2 separate regions of the Homo sapiens genome follow, and region 1 is linked to region 2. Evidence: chromatin loops called from intact Hi-C (ENCODE). Cell type or tissue: transverse colon. All regions are shown on one strand. Each heading gives the region's core, and the rest is flanking DNA. Links, peaks and the distances in the headings are about the cores only.

Region 1 (2,913 bases), core at 225-2,724, 83 kb after region 2:
TACATGTGGCCTTACACATTCTGGCCAATGACACGGAAGGGTGTGACTTCTGGGAAGCTCTTTTAAAGGAGGCTAGACAGTTGTTAGCCAAGACCTTTTTTTGCCCATTCCCCCTTCTTCCTGCTTCCTGTCTGGAATGTAAACACAATGGCTAGAGCTCCAGCAGCCATCTTGTGTCATGAAGTAACCTTACAAATGGGAATGGAAGCTGTAACCTGAGGATAGTAGGACGGAAAGTTATGAGCCTGGACTTCAAAAAATTTTTAAAATTTTTATACCATGGAGCCACCAGACTAACCCTGGATTGCGTTTCTCTGAACTTCTGAGTGAGAGAAATAAGCTATTTCTTTATTTACAGTCTCTGTTGCTAGGAAGTGAATGCAATTCCTAAATGATACAGCAGTGGTTTTCAAACAGTAGCATACTTTAGAATCATCTGAGGCCTTTATTAAAGATGATGGCCATTTTCATCCCTCTGGGTCTGAAAAGGAGGCCAGAACTATGCACTCTTAACACCTCAGACCACTCCAGGAGAAACACTAGTTTAAGGAAAAGGCAAACACAAACACAAGGTAAAGGCCAACCCTCCTGAAGTGTAATCTCAGACATGAGCTGATACATTTGGAAGGTTTTATAAAATCCAACTTAACCCAGGGACTAATTCGAACACTGATCCTTTATTTCACGTGCCCCCTCACCTGCAGTTTGAGAAGCTTGGAACCTTGTTTAATCTACCTCAATTCGGGGAGGTAATATCTAAAATGCACCTGAGCATCTCAGAAGGCAGGTTGTACAGAGAAGGGAAAGATGCTGCCTGAATTTGCTGCACGTGGTGGTCTTTAAAAAAGTACACAGTGGTTCCCAAATGGGGACCTGGAGGACCATCAGGTAGCATTACAGCTGTGAGTAAATAGGGATGGGCTGCTCATGAGGGCCCCTGTGTTCATTTTGCCCCTATTTGCCAGAATTTCATTACCCAAGCAATAGGAGAAAAGTGCCGTTAAGTGGCATTTAAGAGGTGAAATTGTACCAAGTTTGGCTCCTTCCCTTTTCTCCTGGAGACCCACATTATAATTTTAATTGGTTTACTCAGGAAGCAATTTAGGAAACAACAGTCTAATGCCTAATGCCTAAACAATGTCTCCATCATGTTGAACTCCCCTAGGATTAGGATCAAAATCAGAAATAAAAGCTCATTTGCAGTATTTTCAAAGAAGACTCTTTCAAAGACTCCTTTCTTTTGTTCACACTTGATGTCTAATTCAACAGTGATTCTTGTTGGATGTCGGTTCAAAACATATCCAGAATCCAGTCATTTTCCACCACCCCTGCAGGACCAGTCTAGCTATGACTAAGTGCTCGCCTGAGCTATTGCTGTGGCTACTTCTGGACCCGGCTTTCACCTTTGTGCCTCTGCAGTCGAGTCTCTATTCAGCAGCAATAACAACTCCATTGGAATATAAACCAGGGTGTGTCACTGCTCTGCTCAAAACCCTGGATGGTCTGGGTGCAGTAGCTCATACCTGCAATCCCAGCACTTTGGGAGGCTAAGGGAGGATGATTGCTTGAGCCCAGGAGTTCGAGACTGGCCTGGGAAACAAAGGTAGACCATGCCTCTAGAAACATTAAAAAAAAAAAAAAAAAAAAAACAGCCTGGCTGTGGTGGTGCACACCTGTGGTCTCAGCTACTCTGGAGGCTGAGCTGGGAGGATCACTTGAGTCTGGGAGGTTGAGGCTGCAGTGAGTGGCGAATGCGCCACTGCCCTCCAGCCTGGGTGACAGAGTGAGATTCTATCTCAAAAAAACAAAACAAAACAATACAAAACAAAAAAACTCAAAACCCCCAAAACAACAACCCTGGATTATCTCCCATGCCTCTATAATGCAAAGCCAAAGTCTTCACTATAGCACCATGACCTCCCCACTCCTTACAACCTGGCTGACTCTGTCTCTTACCATATTCCTTTTGTTCAGGTCTTGTGCTCACAATGACCTCCTTGCTGTTCCTTTCACCTCATGGCCTTTACACCAGCCATTCCCTCGGCCTGAAAGGTTATTCCCCCAGATATTTACATGGTGTCATCCTCCTTTCTTCCAGTCTTTGCTCAAGGGCCACCTTGGCTGCCTTCCTTGACTATCCTAATAAATTAGCACCTCTATCCCTTATCTTCCAACCCAGTACTTCTCAAATGGGGGCAATAATACCCCCCAAGAGATATTTGACAATGTCTACAAACATTTTTTGTTATTGCAACTTGGGGAGGGAGCTGCTTTGGCACATATAGTGGGTAGAGGCCAGGGACGCTGCCAAACTTCCTACAATACATGGGTCAGCCCCAACAGCAAAAGATCCCCATCAAAATGCCAACAGTGCTGAAACTGATAAACTCTTCATCTGCTTTTTGTCAAAGAACTTATCAGTTGTTGACAAATGATCTATTTGTTTGTTGACTTTCTCTTCCCTCTAGAATGTGAGTACTTAGGACTGTGTTTGCTGTATACCCCCAGAAGAGGGTCTGGCATGTACAAGATACTCAATAAGTGTTTGTTGAATGGATGCATGCTGTATTCAAATCTTACCTTTCTAGCTGTCTGGGTTATTAGAGGATCTAGACAGACACATACAGCAAGAGAATAAACAAGCGAGATTTCAAGAGGAAACAGAGTAAAACTCATTAAGCTTCTCTTTCATTCCATCAAAGCATTTGCTTTTTTCACCAAAGATTAGTGCTGTGGGGTGGGTGGAGATGCTAAGTAAAGGATGCATGGAATAACTGTCAATATACTGTTTATTTCAGAGGAAGTGACAAAAGCGACACCCATTTGTATTTGAAGCCAGAGAATTTCTTTCAAGTTGAGTTAACTTCGTTTGAACAAACTAAGGAAAATAATTATGTTATGCCCTAAGCCGGT
Region 2 (2,913 bases), core at 23-2,522:
TTTTAATTTACTGAACCAGAATTGTTAGGAATTTTTCTTTTCACACTCTTTTAAAATTTTTTGAGCATCTACTATGTGTTAGGTCCCAGAAGAAAAGACAGCTGGGCTCTCTACCCCCATGGAGTACTGGTTCTAATGAGGGGGAAAAGGAAACTCGGAATTACAAGATGTTGCCAGCAGATATGCAGAATCCCAGGGGAGCCCAAGGCAGAGATCCTATTTCTAACTTGCTGAGACCAGACTTTTCATCCTAGAAGAAGCGTATCTACGTTGAGACCTGAAGAATGAGAAGTAGTTAACCAGGTGATCAATAGGTGGAAAAGGGAAAGTAGAAATATGAGTACTTTAAGCAGATGGAACAGCAAGTCCAAAGGTCTGGGTGCAAGGGAGAGACCATGATGAGAAACTGAAAGATCAATTTGGCCAGACATTCATGGCATTTGTTCATTGTATGCACATTATGCAATGCTTTCCAGCAATTGTGGTTTGTGTGAGGGGGTGACAAGACAGAGAGAAGGTGCCAGACCTGTGACCTTGTCTACCATAAAGGATCCTAGAGGGTTTTGGGTCTTGACTCTGAACAACAGACACAACCTTCCCACAGATATCCTCTTACCTGCCATGATGTCACCAGCTGGGTGGAATTCATACAGTCCATGAAGTAATAGGAAGAAGACCTCTGTGGTCCCTGCAGCCCGGGAGAAAAGAACTCATTCAGGGCAGAAGCAACACGGTCCTGAGGGAGTCGGGGTATTGAGTGAAGCAGAGATGAAAACAAAACAGGACAGAGTGGTGAATTTGATTTACATAATAAGAGCAGGCAAGGAAGACTGGCAAGTGTGACAGAAAAGACCTGTGCTCTAAATGTGTTTGGGGGTGGAAGTTGAGAATAGGAAAGAGACAACTCAAGAGACAAGCTGGCATTCACATGCAGGGTAGTGACTGGGCAGCAATGGTGAGAGAGAATTTTTAAATGTCTGCTATGCATTAAGAATTTACCTCCTCCTTCGGTGTTTCCTTGATAGACAGGACAGATTTGAAATGCTGAATATAGACTTATAATACTTTCTGGTTGTGTTTGTATTTCTTTGAATGCAGTACTTGGCTGAGAATGGACCAGTTGGAACCCTAGGGCTCACAGGGTTGTAGAAATTTTCTCATGAGACTGTAGCTTCAACTTGCTAAGCAGAGTGCAGATGACTGTTTAGAAATATAGCCAATAGATAATCTCAGTTCTTACTCTTGGGTTATTACTAGGATAGTTCCTAAAGAGATACATTTGGGGATGTCTGCCCAGCCCATGAATTTCTGCATCCAAAAAACTGTTCCCTCACCCATAAGAGCTAGCACTCTGGCCAGGCATGGTGGCTCACGCCTGTAATCCTAGCACTTTGGGAGGCCGAGGCGGGCGGATCACCTGAGGTCGGGAGTTCGAGACCAGCCTGACCAACATAGAGAAACCCCATCTCTACTAAAAATACAAAATTAGCTGGGCGTGGTGGCGCATGCCTGTAATCCCAGCTACTGGGGAGGCTGAGGCAGGAGAATCACTTGAACCCGGGAGGCAGAGATTGCAGTGAGCTGAGATCGCGCCATTGCACTCCAGCCTGGGCAACAAGAGCAAAACTCTGTCTCAAAAAACAAACAAAAACAAACAACAAAAAAAAATAGAACTAGCACTCTGCCAGCATGCTAGCACCTAGCACTTCACCCCTGTTCCAACATTGGTCGATCAGACCAGGAATGAGTACCTGACCCCAACTGGGCCAATCAGAGTATTTTTTGAGAATAAGATATTAAATGAAGAAGATGGCAACTTGGGAGCTGCAGAGAACCACATATGTCCATGAGTTCCCCAAAGCTGAAAAAGCAAAGTAATAAAGGGAAAAGATTAAGCAGACTATGGAAGAGAAGCTGAGCTTTAAAACTTAGGGTAGAAACTTTCTGATCTCTTGGTGGCTTTTCTATTTTGGGCTCCAGGCCCTCAAGAAACTGTTTCCCCTAGCTTCTTGCAAGATACGCGGTATCTTTGAAACAAACATTATTATTATTATTATTATTTTTGTGGCCCAAGTTAGTGCGAAGTAAGTTTTGATTACTTAAAATCCAAAGAACCTAGCCTAAAAAAATTGCCCTTTATGGCCCAAATTCTTTAGGTTATTCAGTTTACTTTCTAGTATTTCTAGACCCATCTGTTTGTGAACTTCTTGTGTGTTAAGGACACAAGGCCATCCATCAGCCCTGATGATCTGTTTTATCTTCAGAATCAGCCAGCCAAGCAGAGGCAACAAGTATCTGCTAGTATTTTGCTGAGAAAGCTCTTAAATCATCTTATCTCCTGCTGGGTATAATTGTGTCATTTAATAGCTTAACCATTTCCCCCTAAACTTCAGGCTGTGTTTGCCTTTATTTATCTATTGCATCTACTAATGAGCTTTCCTTTTTAGGTTCATGACTGGATGTCTGTCTCCGTCAAAATTGGCTATATTTAGAATTTAGGCTGGGATGGGTTTTCCAAAGGGGCTGGTGTTTCTCATTCTAAGCTAAAAGTAAAACCAGTATCTACTTTACACATAGGGCAGATGAGTATTTGGGAAGCAGACCCTTCAACCCCAAAGCTCTATAACACAAACAGGACTGAGCCCTTAGCATACAAGGACTCACAGAAAATAAAGACTTTCCCATGGTGAGAGGGGTGGCCCTAGATCTCCAAATGTTTATGAAAAATGTGATGACCCAGGGCCCTGCTGAATCAGACTCTCTAGGGATGGGGCTGGGGATCCTGAATTGTACATAATCTACCCAGTTAATTTTGATGTGTGAAAACCATTGGCTATGAGCCCAAGTAGCAATTCTCCAATCCAAACATAATTGTTAGACTGTGTTTTACAATAAGCTCACTCTCTTCTTCAG

The links. Hi-C counts contacts between places; a loop is a spot of excess contacts. Peaks named below come from ENCODE experiments on the same cell type or tissue, not always from the same donor. Only the 100,000 strongest peaks of a DNase experiment are listed, where the experiment ranks them.
Region 1: it touches region 2 in a loop (5-fold over the local background); 2 of 110 quality-filtered maps call a loop at or near these places.

The regions. Positions count from the first base shown.
Region 1 is chr3:64,169,077-64,171,989 of GRCh38, forward strand. The region is part of intron 2 of PRICKLE2 (prickle planar cell polarity protein 2); the gene reads right to left. Among named protein-coding and RNA genes, the nearest start is that of PRICKLE2-AS3, 17 kb to the right of the region's middle. In transverse colon, for the core only: no CTCF peak of the experiment used is centred there; a DNase peak (open chromatin) is centred at 1,431.
Region 2 is chr3:64,086,261-64,089,173 of GRCh38, forward strand. All of the region lies in intron 1 of PRICKLE2-AS1 (PRICKLE2 antisense RNA 1), which reads left to right. It overlaps LINC00994 (long intergenic non-protein coding RNA 994), which reads right to left and starts at 1,103. Exons shown (of 4, transcript NR_033978.1): 1 at 617-1,103. In transverse colon, for the core only: no CTCF peak of the experiment used is centred there; no DNase peak of the experiment used is centred there.